Linked DNA regions of Homo sapiens: regions 2 and 3 are each linked to region 1. Evidence: chromatin contacts called from ENCODE Hi-C or POLR2A ChIA-PET data. All regions are on one chromosome and are shown on one strand. Each heading gives the region's core, a stretch centred on a gene start or an enhancer-like site at or near the end of the contact. The rest is flanking DNA. Distances are from core to core; before and after follow the strand shown. Region 1 holds the start of HSDL2 (hydroxysteroid dehydrogenase like 2). Region 2 holds the start of CDC26 (cell division cycle 26). Region 3 holds the start of ZFP37 (ZFP37 zinc finger protein).

What was found. Hi-C counts contacts between places; a loop is a spot of excess contacts on that map. ChIA-PET counts read pairs that join two places held with the same protein, here RNA polymerase II (POLR2A). Pooled maps may share reads with other maps.
Region 2: a map of CD8-positive, alpha-beta T cell shows a loop between it and region 1 (4-fold over the local background). The contact joins the promoter of CDC26 here to the promoter of HSDL2 in region 1. A Hi-C loop is called at or near these places in 1 of 168 maps with a recorded cell type or tissue (CD8-positive, alpha-beta T cell) and 7 of 50 pooled maps. POLR2A ChIA-PET finds 5 or more read pairs at or near these places in 1 of 52 experiments (activated T-cell).
Region 3: a pooled map shows a loop between it and region 1 (12-fold over the local background). The contact joins the promoter of ZFP37 here to the promoter of HSDL2 in region 1. A Hi-C loop is called at or near these places in 1 of 37 single-sample maps with no recorded cell type and 9 of 50 pooled maps.

The regions. Positions count from the first base shown.
Region 1 is chr9:112,378,229-112,382,589 of GRCh38, reverse strand. It overlaps HSDL2 (hydroxysteroid dehydrogenase like 2), which reads right to left and starts at 2,482. Exons shown (of 11, transcript NM_032303.5): 1 at 2,410-2,482. The coding sequence starts at 2,426. It also overlaps a transcript of PTBP3 not described here. RefSeq lists a silencer at 2,279-2,528 and enhancers at 2,749-2,868, 2,300-2,899, 2,899-3,148, 3,249-3,298.
Region 2 is chr9:113,274,041-113,278,401 of GRCh38, reverse strand. CDC26 (cell division cycle 26) reads left to right here and starts at 2,830. Exons shown (of 4, transcript NM_139286.4): 1 at 2,830-3,020. It overlaps PRPF4 (pre-mRNA splicing tri-snRNP complex factor PRPF4), which reads right to left and starts at 2,744. Exons shown (of 14, transcript NM_001244926.2): 1 at 2,632-2,744; 2 at 1,677-1,854. The coding sequence starts at 2,658. RefSeq lists enhancers at 2,757-3,096, 2,864-3,719.
Region 3 is chr9:113,054,508-113,058,868 of GRCh38, reverse strand. ZFP37 (ZFP37 zinc finger protein) reads left to right here and starts at 2,145. Exons shown (of 4, transcript NM_003408.3): 1 at 2,145-2,312. The coding sequence starts at 2,181. RefSeq lists an enhancer at 1,945-2,514.

The DNA.
Region 1 (4,361 bases), core at 1,233-3,732:
ACGAGATGCCATTAGCATCTCCATTCAATTGTGACTATCAAAAATGTCTTGAGATATTACCAAATGTCCTCTGGGGATCAAATTGTCCCTGGTTTAAATACACAAAGAGATCCAAATCCACACTTGTGATAAAATAAATGCAAATTTTAACAATAATGAGGTGACACTTTTTTCTCTAATTAGATTTTCATCATTAACTATTTTGCGGTTAGCCAACAAGTGGGATTAGAGGATCTCATTTATCCTTTTGGGTGTGCAACCCTTCTGGGGGGTCATCTGGAAATATCTGTCAAAATATAAAGTGCATTTCCTCTTTTTTCTTTTTGAGACAGACTCTCACTCTCTCTCGCAGGGTGGAGGGCAGGGCAGTGGCATGATCTCGGCTCACTGCCACCTCCGCCTCCAGGTTCAAGCGGTTCTCCTGCCTCAGCCTCCTGAGTAGCTGGGATTACAGGTGCCCGCTACCAGGTCCAGCTAATTTTTGTATTTGTAATTTTTGTAATTTTGTAGTTTTAGTGGAGACGGAGTTTCACCACGTTGGCCAGGCTGGTCTCGAACTCTTGACCTCCAGTGATCCGCCCGCCTCGGCCTCCCAAAGTGCTGGGACTACAGGCGTGAGCCACTGTGCCCAGCCACATTTACTCTTTGATCCAGCAATTTCACTTCCAGGAGTTTATCCTACATATACACTTATATATGTGCAAATAGATAAATACAAGTATAATTATGGAAGCAAAAAAAGAGTATCCAAAAAACTGGAAACAGTCTAGTATCCAACAATAGGGAACAGGTTAAATAAACAAAGGTATATTCATATACAGGTTGAGCAAACCAAATCTGAAAATCTGAAATCCGAACACGTCTGGAACCAAGCATTTTGGATAATGGATACTCAAGCTGTTACAGAATATTATGCAACCATTAAAAAGGAGGAGGGGCCAGGCGCAGTGGCTTACGCCTGTAATCCCAGCACTTTGGGAGGCCGAGGCAGACGGATCACGAGGTCATGAGATTGAGACCATCCTGGCTAACATGGTGAAACCCCGTCTGTACTAAAAATACAAAAAAATCAACAGGGCGTGGTGGCACGCGCCTGAAGTCCCAGCTACTCGGGAGGCTGAGGCAGGAGAATTGCGGGAGGCGGAGGCTGCAGTGAGCCGAGATCATGCCACTGCACTCCAGACTGGAAGACAGAGCGAGACTCCATCTCAAAAGAAAAAAAAAGGAGGCGGAAGATCTGCCATGTACTAAAAATGTATGTCCCTGGGCACAGCGGTGCATGCCTGTAATCCTAAATACTCCAGAGGCTAAGAAGGGAGGAACATCAGCCTGGGAGTTCAAGGCTACAGGCCAGTCTGGGCAACATGGGAGACCCCGTCTTTAAAAAAAACAAAGAAAGAATGTCCCAAGACATACCAACTAAAAGTAGCAAGACCAAGAATAGAGTCTGCTGCTATTTTTAAGAAAGGGTATGTGTGTGTGTGTGTGTGTGTGTGTGTGTATCCGGATGTATACAAATTATGTTCATACATGCACGAAATAGAAACGTAAGTAACTGGGGAACTAGATTTTAGGGATGGGGAGACTCACTTTTTACCCTATACTCTTTGAACTGTTTTAAGTCTTTGGCTATATGCCTGCATGTTTCAGGCAAATTACAAAATCTGACAACACGTCACTCAACTCAAGATACCCAGACCTTACATAAACCAGAAAGTAGAATGGTGGTTGCCAATGTACGAGCGGAGGTGGGGAAGAGGAGTTGTTTCATGGATAGAGTTTCAGCTTGCAGATGAAAAAAGTTCTGGAGATTGACTGCACAACGATATGAATCTACTTAACACTACTGAAGTGTACACTTAAAAAACGGTTAAGATGGCAGATTTTGTACGTATTTTAACACAATTTTTTAAGGTGAAAAAAAAATCCCCCAAAGATACCCATGTTTTAAGATCGGTTTAGTTTCTAATTTGGAAATCATTTTTTAAACACTCCATTATTACTCTAGAATTGAGCGTCAGGAACAAGTGAAAACTCTTTAAACTCTGGAGCTGCTCCTGCGACCTTTCACCTAGAACTCACACGCATTCGGCCAGGCACGCACTCCTGCTAAACTCAGGGAGGGCCGGCACTGGGGGCGGCGTGGTGACTCCCCCTCGGCCCTTTACCCGTGGAAAAGGTTTCTACACTGCTGCCATCCTGTAATACAAAAGTTTGTGTTCCTTTTCACACGTTACCGCAGATTCTCGGTGCACAGTGCCCAGCGCGGACCAGAGCTCAGAGCGTGCCCAGGCAGTATCCTTGACCTCCCACAGCCGGGCCGGCCAGCCCGGGCGATCCGCGGCGGCCCCACCGAGACGCGCCCTTCGCCCGACAGGGTCTCTCCCCGCGCCGCCCCTACCCCCTTACCCGGTGTTGGGTAACATGACTTTCGTAGATCAGAGGAGGTGGCGGCGACAGCGGCGGCGGCGAGCAGAGAGCTAAAGCTGGACCGTCCCTCCGCATTTATCCCCGCCCCTGCCCCGCCCCTGCCCCCCCCGATGCCTGTGCGGGAACTGCGCGCGGAAAAGCCGGGATCGCCGAGTGCGCCTGCGTATGCAGTGGGCCTCCTGCGCCCAGCGTTCCTCTTCGTCGCCTCCCAAGCCTGGTCCCTGATTGCAGGCTCTCCGCGCAGGCGCTTTGAGGCACAGCTCCGCCCCGCCCCCTCACTGGTCGTACGGTGACAATCAGGCTCCTGTCGGCGCCTAGCGTCTGGGCAGCGTCAGCCGCTACGTCCACCTTTTCCCTGTCTCTAGGGGTTTCTCCTCGCGCCGCTGTGTTCCAGCGCCGGCTCCGAGCTGGGAGGGTGACTGAGCCCTGAGCTTGGGCCCTCCGAGAGGTGCGTTAGCTCTGGGTCTTCTTGCCCCTACGCCCGAGCCTGGCGTTCTCTCGGCCCCCTCTTAGGAACGCTAGCCCTGGGCAGAAATTGCCTTTGTGGCTGAAGTCGGCCAGCGTCGCGTTTCCACTCTCCCGCCGAATCTGGACCCAAGCCAGCCTTCCCTTGTGCATCGGTAGATAGCTTGTGTTAAGGCGCCAGCTTCTTGGAACAGAGCTCTCTGCAAAAGTCGCGCTGAAGAATTCATAGTCAAAAGCTGAACTTGCAGAAGTTTCTACTTCTGGAATGAGTGTTGAAATGAGATCAATTCTGACATTCAGTTTCGCTTTTGGGATTATGCCTTGGACTAACTCAGCTACTCTGATGAGCTAAAGACTGTAGTATATTTGAAGGAAGACACGAGGAACTGTTTTGTATTTTGTAGGGATAGAACAGGACCTTGAGGAGATTATTATATGAAGACTAGTTAAAGAAACTAGCCTGGAGATGGCTTATGTACTCTCTCCTTTGTTTTTGTTTTGTTTTTTGAGACGGAGTCTCGCTGTCGCCCACGCTGAAGTGCAGTGGCGCGGATCTCGGCTCATTGTAACCTCCGCCTCCCGGGTTCAAGTGATTCTCCTCCCTCAGCCTCCGGAGTAGCTGGGACTACAGGCATGCATCACCACGCCTGGCTAATTTTTTTGTGTTTTTAGTAGAGACGGGGTTTCGCCATGTTGGGCTGGCTGGTCTCGAGCTCCTGACCTCAAATGATTGGCCCGCCTCGGCCTTCCAAAGTGCTGGGATTACAGGCGTGAGCCTCCGCGCCCGGCCTCTCTCCCCTTTGTTATGGGCCCTAAATGACTCTATTTCCTCCTGCATATCACCTGCCCGACTCCTGTAGGCATTTGAATTGATGATTCATGATACGGTCTTTAGAGGCTCCAGAGGAATTTGCAAATTATTATCATCCACTAAGTGATTGCTGATTACCTGAGATACAGCAGCTCAAAAAGGACAAGGTCTCTGCCTATGGGAGGTATGAGTAGCCAGTGTGTTCTTTAGACTGTTGTTAAGCATTAGGTGTTTTAAGAAGAGTGTTGATAGAGACTGTTAGATGAAAATAACTTACTCTCCTCTCATCCTTAGGAGCACTTGCTGAAGCGTGTATATATCTGTCGAATAGAGTGAATTCTTAGTAACGGGGTGACATTTCCTTCATATCATCTAAAATGTTCTCTCCTTTTTGAAAGCCACAATATCTTCAGTCTGTTAGAGCCTCCTTTCTTGAATTTGTGTGCTTCTATTTCCATTTGTTACGGAAAGAGAGCTCAACGAAGAGGCAAAGCAAACAAAAAACCTTTGCCAATTTTTCAGTCATAACGATATTTTGTGAGCCTAAATACCTGTACTTACACTATTTTTATACTTTGCGATGGCTTTCACAGAAGGCAAATATATTCCTAAATTATTAGAGGTAGTTTTACCAAGCAAGTTTAAATCCATTGTA
Region 2 (4,361 bases), core at 1,581-4,080, 900 kb before region 1:
GTTATGTTTAAAAACAGTATTAAAAGTTTAAAAAGTCACTAGGCTACAGTGCATGTGTTTAGAAAATGTGTGGGAGGATCAATAAGAAACCTGACAGATGTCCCTACTGCAGAGGAGTCTTCATTTTATGCCCTTTGGCATTGTCTGAATTTCTTAGGACAAATATGCATAATTTTATTTTTAAAATATAGTAGACCTCTCATTACTGACATGGAAAGATATCCTCAATGGTATATAAATGAAAAATGGGGGTTATACAACAATTTACGTATTGTGTTTTCATTTATGGAAAAAATTACATACTTTTTAGCTGTATTAAAATTCTCAGAAAGATATACAATCAATTAATTTTAAAAATACAGGATTTTCTACTTCACACATTTATACATTGATCTTTTAAAAGAAAATAACTTTTTTTTTTGAGACAGGGTCTCGCTCTGTTGTTCAGGCTGGAGTGCAGTGGCACAGTCATGACTCACTGCAGCCTTGAACCCCCACCTCAGAACCCCAATTAGCTGGGAATACAGGCACGTGTCACCATGCCCAGCTAATTTTCTACTTTTTGTAGAGATGGGGTATCACTATTTGCCCAGGCTGGTCTTGGATTCCTGGGCTCAAGCCAGACTCCCGCTTCTCAGCCTCCCAAAGTGCTGGGATTACAGGTGTGAGCCACCAGGCTTGGCCACTATTACTTTTATAATAAAAAAAGATAGCTCAGTCAGGTGCAGTGGCTCACGCCTGTAATCCCAGCACTTTGGGAGGCCGAGGTGGGCGGATCATTTGAGGTCAGGAGTTGGAGACCAGCCTGGGCAACATGGTGAAACCCAGTCTCTACTAAAAATACAAAAATTAGCTGGGTGTGGTGGCGGGCACCTGTAATCTCAGCTAATCGGGAGGCTGAGGCAGGAGAATCCCTTGAACACAAAAGGCAGAGGTTGCAGTGAGCCAAGGTTACGCCACTGCATTCCAGCCTGGGCAAGAGAGTGAGACCCTGTCACACACACACACACACACAAAAAGATTTCACTTTGGGTAAAAAATAATTACAAAACTTCAAAAGGGAGAATATCATGAACCACTCTAGCTGCAAACCAATGCCAGAACTATGTTAGATCTCCAGAAGACAAATGGAATCAATCTGAATCCAAATGTACACTGAATTTTTGATAAGACTGCTCACTCATAGAAGAAAAACTATATAACAGATTGTAAGAAAAAGGCTCTCTGCATGATAATAAGGGGGTAGGCAAAATACAGCCTTATAGCTGCAAGTTTAAGAATTGAAATTCTGCCGGGCACAGTGGCTCACACCTGTAATCCCAGCACTTTAGGAGGACGAGGCGGGCGGATCACAAGGTCAGGAGTTTGAGACCAGCCAGACCAACATGGTGAAACCCCATATCTACTAAATATACAAAAATTAGCCGGGCGTGGTGGTGTGCGCCTGTAATCCCAGCTACTCGGGAGGCTGAAGCAGGAGAACTGCTTGAACCCGGGAGGCGGAGGTTGCAGTGAGCCAAGATCGCACCACTGCACTCCAGCCTGGCGACAGAGCGAGACTCTGTTTAAAAAAAAAAAAATTGTAATTTTTTGACATTATAAAACTGTGGTATTTAAGTTTAGAAAGGTATTCATTACACAAAGAGGTAAAGATGGGCTCACAATTTGCATCTTACCAGAGGTTATATTAATATTTCCAGCTTCGATCCCTGCTTTAAGTCCGTCTTTCCCCAAAATCCCAGACTCTCCTTTGGCCAGACGCTCCCTCTCCTTCTCTTCCAAACTTCCATAATAGATGTGTGGTTTCTTCACGACCGGAGCAACTAAGTCGTCGGGTGCTTTAGTTTTGGTTGCCTGCTAAATCAAAGATCTGCATTAAACTAAGGTTTAATCTTGGCAATTTACCGGACTTCACCAGAGGATGAAGCTCACCCTGAGTTTCACAGTCCTGTTTCCTCTGTAATTGAAAGGACAAATTGGACACTACTTAAGACGCTCTTCATTGATTTGAGGAGGTGAAGGTAGGGTGAGGGTGTTTCAGTCCCTCACTTTGGTTGATGGGATTAATAAAACTAGTGAGGTTCTCTCGGGTATTTTCCTATGAAAGGTTTGCTCTGAAATCTGTTTACTTCATTCCGTTGGAAGTGTTCAATCTCGTGTTTTATGCTTCCCGGATTACTGCTTATCACTGGGGAAATACTAAGGATAGATGAAATAACCAACGCGGTGCTAAAGGATAACAAGTTACAACATTACAAGTGTATACATTTCAAACGTTCCTAGACGTGAGGTAGTAGGAGTTAGTAGGTCTCATTAAAATTCTGAGATCTGCCAAAGGCATAAACCTTGGCCAAGACACTTCCCTATTTCAGAGCACCGTTACTGGATGAGTCGGAAGAGATGCTTGCCCTTTGGGGCTGTAGTGGGAGAGGTGCAAATAAGCTACAGTCCACGAAAGCGCTTAGGGATCAGGAAAACGGTGGTCCGCTGTGTAGGACACCGCTGAGTCCCGCAGCCTTCCTCCTCAGCCCTCCACCGCCTTCTCCCGCTCCTTAACGGCCCCTTCCCGCAGAGATCCCCTTCCCCCTTAGCGCTCCCTGCCAGAGTGAGCTGGGATCCCGGGCTCTGTACCGTGGAAGAGGCTCGCGAGGAAGCCATGCTGGGCTCTGGAGCCGCGAGGCCCCAGCGAAACCCGAACACTCCCTTTCAGACCGTCCACCGCGCGCCCAGCAGAGGGGAAGTGCGTCACTGACAGGAAGTGCGTCACTGACAAGACGTGGGCCAAGAGGGGTCACCGCCCCCGGAGCGGCGCGGAGCATGATGGAAGTCGTAGTAGGAAATGGCGTCGTGGCATTGAGGGGCATCCCTCCTAGAACCTCCAGGAAAAGCTCGCGGAAGACGAGGTTCTGCGGAGAGAGAGGCTCCAAGCAGTCTGGGAAGTGTAGTCCAGTTGGCTTAGCAGTAGTTTCGTTGGGGGGGAGCCGAGGTTCCGGGAAGGGGCTAGGCCGGCTTGAAAAGAGGTAGGTGAGTCGACTCGCGCGGCTCGGGGCTGAACTCTGGAGCGAGTCAAGGGCTTCCGGGGTCCGCTGTGCCCCCCGGGCGTACGGGGGCGTTTACGTCTTCTTGGAGCCGAGGACCATGTTACCATAGAAACCCTTGCCTGGGCTCCGAGGTACAGGCCTGGAGCTAGGGGACGAGGACTGTTCTCCTCCATGGTCCGGAAGTCTTCCCAGGCTCCCCCTCTGAGCTTGATGGCTCGGCGGTGGATTTGGGCTGCGGCGGGAGATTAAGCTAGAAGAGCCCGCTAGTGCCAAAGTCAAATAAAGACCCGGCGGAGGAGCTTCGGCCTGATTTTGTTGATTTGTCTTCAGCCTGGTCTTTGTATCAGATTGAGAGTAAGATGATGGATAGGAAGGTGTCAGGTAACTCTGTACGTCTCTCTGCCCTGCTGGATGCTGGGGCATTAGAGACGAACAGGATAAGGTTTTTATCCCCACATGGGCGGTGGGAGATCCTCAAAATATTGACGTTTCCCTAGCTGGCCAGATCCTCATGCAACCCCCTAGAACAATTACAGCAATAATAGATGTTATTTATTGAACATTTATTAAATGCCAAATAATATTCCAAGAGCTTACTCTGTATTACGTTATTGACTTCCTACAACAGCAGAGTAGGATACAGATGAGGGAACTAAGGTCTAGTGAGAAATGAAACGAATTGTTCAGGATCGGTGGTGTAGTGGGATTAAAACCTGTGCCCTTTAACCTCTACAGCCAGCACTTTTAACTGTTAATCTATACTGCTCCCTAGTGGCCAGTTTTTTGCAGTTTGCAGAAAAGGTAAAATGTATAGATTTTTTTTTCCCCCTTTTAGGTATCCCTATCCCTCTCTTTCCCTCTTTGGAACTTTGGCTTTCTCTACCATTTGTCTGCATTGGAATCTGGTAGAAGATAATGCCTGATTTAGTACAAAGGAATTTGAAATGTAATGTGCCAGTGTTTTGTGTTGATAATATCACCTGTAGTATCCTAAGCTTCATGGGAGAAGGAACTATTTCTTCCTTTGTATACTTCACAGTCCTTAGTTTCATCCTAGATACGTGTAATAATTTGTATCTGTACATACTTTCAAGGAGTTTTCACTTCCATCATTTTCACTTAATGCTTATCATGTTGACCTTTATAATTTTTATAGGAGGCTAAAATTATTAACCAAACTGAACAGCTTGCTTCGATGACTTCTTTATGTGTGAAATAGGAATCATTTTGTCAACTTCACAGGGTTTTTGTGTTAAAATAAGAATGTAAAGAATGGGAATGGAAAAACAGCACGGTGCTCAAGAATGATCTCACCTTCTA
Region 3 (4,361 bases), core at 896-3,395, 680 kb before region 1:
TAATGTCTCTTTTACGTTTTTTTGCCTGATTAATATTTTCTTCCCCTCCCGGTGCCTTCAAGTATGAATGACAATAAATACCATACATATTTACCGTGTGTGACCTCTTCATTAGGGAATTCACTAGAATCAGCCGAATTCACACAGTTATCGCCGCACTTGCTTCCCCTGTCCCTGTCGGGAGAATTTTCAGGTCTACTCGAATGAATATACTCAACAGTACAACATTATGTTCTGATCCTCCGTACTAACTCATCCCTACCACATATATATATATGTGTATATATATGTATATATATATGTGTGTATATATGTATATATATGTGTGTATATATGTGTATATATGTATATATGTGTATATATGTATATATGTATATATGTGTATATATGTATACATGTGTATATATGTGTATATGTATATATATGTATATATTATGTATATATATGTTGGTTTCAAGAAAATCCTTGAGAAACTGAACTGCCCCTCTTTCTGATTTGTGAGGAAGAAAGGAAAGGAGAGGTATTGAAAAAAATATTGTACCTTTTTACGACTCTAATATCAGGAACAATTAAAGTCAGGACCATATCTGAGGCAGAAACAAAGCAATTGCCTATCCGTACAAAGGTGACGCTCAAAGAATACTCTGTCAGGAACACAGTGTAGGGGGCCGTGTCTTAAGTAGGTGAAGAGTAATTTCAAGCCATCAATTATTTTTCAGTCTTCACTGAGTCCTTAGTTTAGTATTGCTGGATAACAAATTATCACCAGCTTTAGTGGATTAAAGTATCACAAACCTATTATCTCACAGATTCTGTAACCTGGAAGTCTGTGTATATCATGGTTAGGGTGATGGTTAATTTTATCGGTCAACTTGACTGGGCTAAAGGATGCCCAGAAAACTGGTGAAACATTGTTTCTGGGTTTGTTAGTGTGTTTCTGGGAAAAGATTAGCATTTGAATTAGCAAACTGAATAAAAAAGCCCCCACCAATGTGGGTGGCCACCACCTAATCCACTGAGGGCCTGAAAGGACAAAAAGGAAAAGGAAGGGTGAATCCTCTTTTCTATTTTTTTTTAATCTTTAACTTTTGTGGGTACATAGTAGGTGAGTATATTTATGGGGTACATGAAGTAGTTTGATACAGGCATGCACAGTGCAATAATCACATCATGGAAAATGGGGTATCTATCCCCTCAAGCATTTATCTTCTGTGTTACAATCCATTTATACTTTGTTATTTCGAAATGTACAACTAAATTATTATTGGATATATACACCTGTAGTGCTATCAAATACTAGGTCTTATTCCTTCTTTCTTTTCTTTTTTTTTAAAAACCCGTTAAGTATCCCCACTTCCCTCCCACCTTTTCTTTTTTCTTGAGCTGGGACATTCATCTTCTGCCTTTTGACATTGGAGACCCTGGTTTTCTGGCCTTTGGACTCTGGACTTACATCATCCCTACCCCTCTCCACTCTTTTTCCAGTACCTTGCATAGCGCAGCACCTAACCTGCACATATTCAATGAATGCAATTAATGCATGAAATGGCGCATTAAGGAATTATTTCTCCAAGTGCTTGATTATTCTGGTGAAATATCTTCACCAAACCCGGGCTCTCACGGAGGAGTGGTGTGTTTACTTAAGTTTCTGTTTCAGTTTTTCTTATTGTTCTTATACTATATATGAAAAGATTTATCGTATATCTCAAAGATTAACGTCCTCTCCCTATAAAATAATGTTATTTGTTCGATCAGGCTTTTCTCCGTTATGCTTCCAATTTCTCGCATCCTGCCTTTCTAAAGTCCGCACTAAGCGTTGTGATTCCCGGACTTCTAGCCGCTGGCCGCACTGACATGTATTCGGAAAAGCAATTCCAAATTCTGTAAAATATCTTCCGGCAGTGATGCGATCCGAACTCCGGCAGTGGGTTGTCAGGCCCAGGTCAGTCCTGTAGTGCGTAACGGAACTCGGTTCCGGCTGGCTCTGATCGCATCACTCCTGCATCCTGCAAGTAACGCCCTCGCCAGCTTCCACCTCCCGATCTAATTGTCCCAGAAGTCCCCGCACTTCCGCTGTACGGCTGAGTGTTTGCCAAGATGGCCGCGCCCGTGCGCTATTACCGAAGGGCGCCGCCATCGCGGCTGCCGGACCCGCTAAGGCCGCCCTCCGGGTAGCCGCCATGTCGGTCTCCAGCGGCGTCCAGATTCTGACAAAGCCAGAGACCGTGGACCGGAGGAGAAGTGCGGAAACGACCAAAGAGGCCGGGCGACCACTGGAGATGGCTGTGTCCGAGCCCGAGGCCAGCGCCGCGGTGAGAGCTGTGATGAGACAGGGTGTTTTGGCGGTCAGAGATGGTGTACTTGCGGGGCAGTGATTGGAGTAGTCTGTGACGATAGGTGATTTGGGAATTGGTGGAATCGATGCTAGATGGTCTTTTGGGAGGTCGGTGTTCTGAGTTATCTGTGGGGTTAATGATTTGGCTTTAGGATATCAGTATTAGGAGGGATCTGCAGAGACAATGATGGGGAGGCGTCTGTGGCAGTCACCGAGTGTCGGAGTTTGGAAGGAGATCAGAAATGGAGGCTTTGTGATGTGTCAGAGATAGGGAAGGACCGTGGGGGTTGGCGGTTTGGGATGTCTATGGGAGCCAGCGATTATGGGTGCCTGTGGTGGTTAGAGCCTGGGTTATCAAAGAGGGTCAGTGTTAGGATTTGGGAAATTCAGTGATTGGGAGCATCTGGGAGCATCAGAGATTGGGGCTTGGGAGTCAGTGACGGTGATGTCTGTGGAAGTTTGATTAGCAGTATCTTTGAGGGTCAGTGGGTAATGGAGGAATCGGGGGGCCAGTGAGGGGGGAATATGACTGTTGGAGTTTGGGGAGTCAATGTTGAGGTGTCTCTGGGGATGGTAGATGATTTGTATGTCATCTGGGGAGAAAAGGTAATTGGGGATGTATGCAGGTCAATAATTAGGTGGTGTCTAGCAGTAATAACTGTGCTTTGAGTAATGAGGTGATTAGTAGGAATTAATGATTGAAGATCCTCTATGATTCTGTGACTAGAAGTCTAAGGGGGTCAGGAGTTTGAGGGGATTGCTGCATTTAATGATTGAGGGTTCTTTGGTGGTCAGTGATTGGAGATCTGTGGAGGTTAATGATTGTTCTGTGGAGAGTGATAGTTGGGAACTTGCAGAGATCCATAATTGGGAGAAGTTTGTGAAGGTTAGTGATTGGGGAGTATTTGGGTGTCAGTGATTGAAAACTTGCAGGAACAGTAGGAACAGTCTGTAAGATGAGCATTTATTTTATGCCAGGGGGTATTTTTTATTTTATTTGTTTGGTGTTGTTGTTTTGCAGTCCCTGCTTTGTCCTCAAAACCAGGGAATGTTTTAAATGCTGGAGACACACCAGGAAACAAAACCAGAATCCCTCCCTCAATGACTTACATTATAGAAATATGAAAGATATCATAAAATATAAACAAATAAAATTATTCCAGACACTAATAAGTGCTGAAGTAAGTAAAAGAGGATGGTGTGGTACAGAGTGATTGAGGGTAGGGAGTGCATGACTTTAGCCAGGTTAGTCATGGAAAGCTTTCCTTAGCAAATGACAGTTGGGTTGAGGCATAAATCATCACAAGGAGGCAGCCATGCAGAGATCTGAAGAAAGAGTGTTTCAGGAAGAAATAAACATCAACTGCAAAGGACCTGGGGTAGGAGTAAACTTGGTGTGCTTAAAAAAGAGAAGGAAGATTAGTGCTGTTGGAGCACAGTCAGAGGGAAAGTAGAAAGCTGTGAATCATAGTGGTAGGAAGGTATCAGATAATGTAGGATTTTATTGGCTAGTGTAAGGATTTGGATTTTATTCTAGATGCAGTGAGAAGCCATTGAGTTTAAGCAGGGGAATGATCTGTTCTGACTGACACCTTGAAAAGATCACCATGGCTACCTCATGGAAGACGGACTGCAGAGGGGCAAGAGTAGGTAGATATAGGGAGGTCAGTTAGGAACTTTTTGCAATAGTCAAAGACAAGAGATTATGGTGATTTAGAATAGAGTTGTAGCAGCAAAATGAAATCAAATTCAGAATACATCTGGAGATAAGCAATAGAACTTACTAATGTATTGATATATGGAGTATGAGGAAAGAGAAGAATCGAGATTTACATCTAGACTTTTAACCTGAAGAACCGGATGGATGGTGATTCTATTTTCTGAATGGAAAGGGTTATGGTGGAAAAGACTAGATTTGGTGGATGGAAATGGGATCTGGGGTGATGTCAGTGGCTCTATTTTGGCCGTGTCAAAATGCTCATTGCACATCTACCTAGAGATATTGGGTAGCCACTATATATATGAA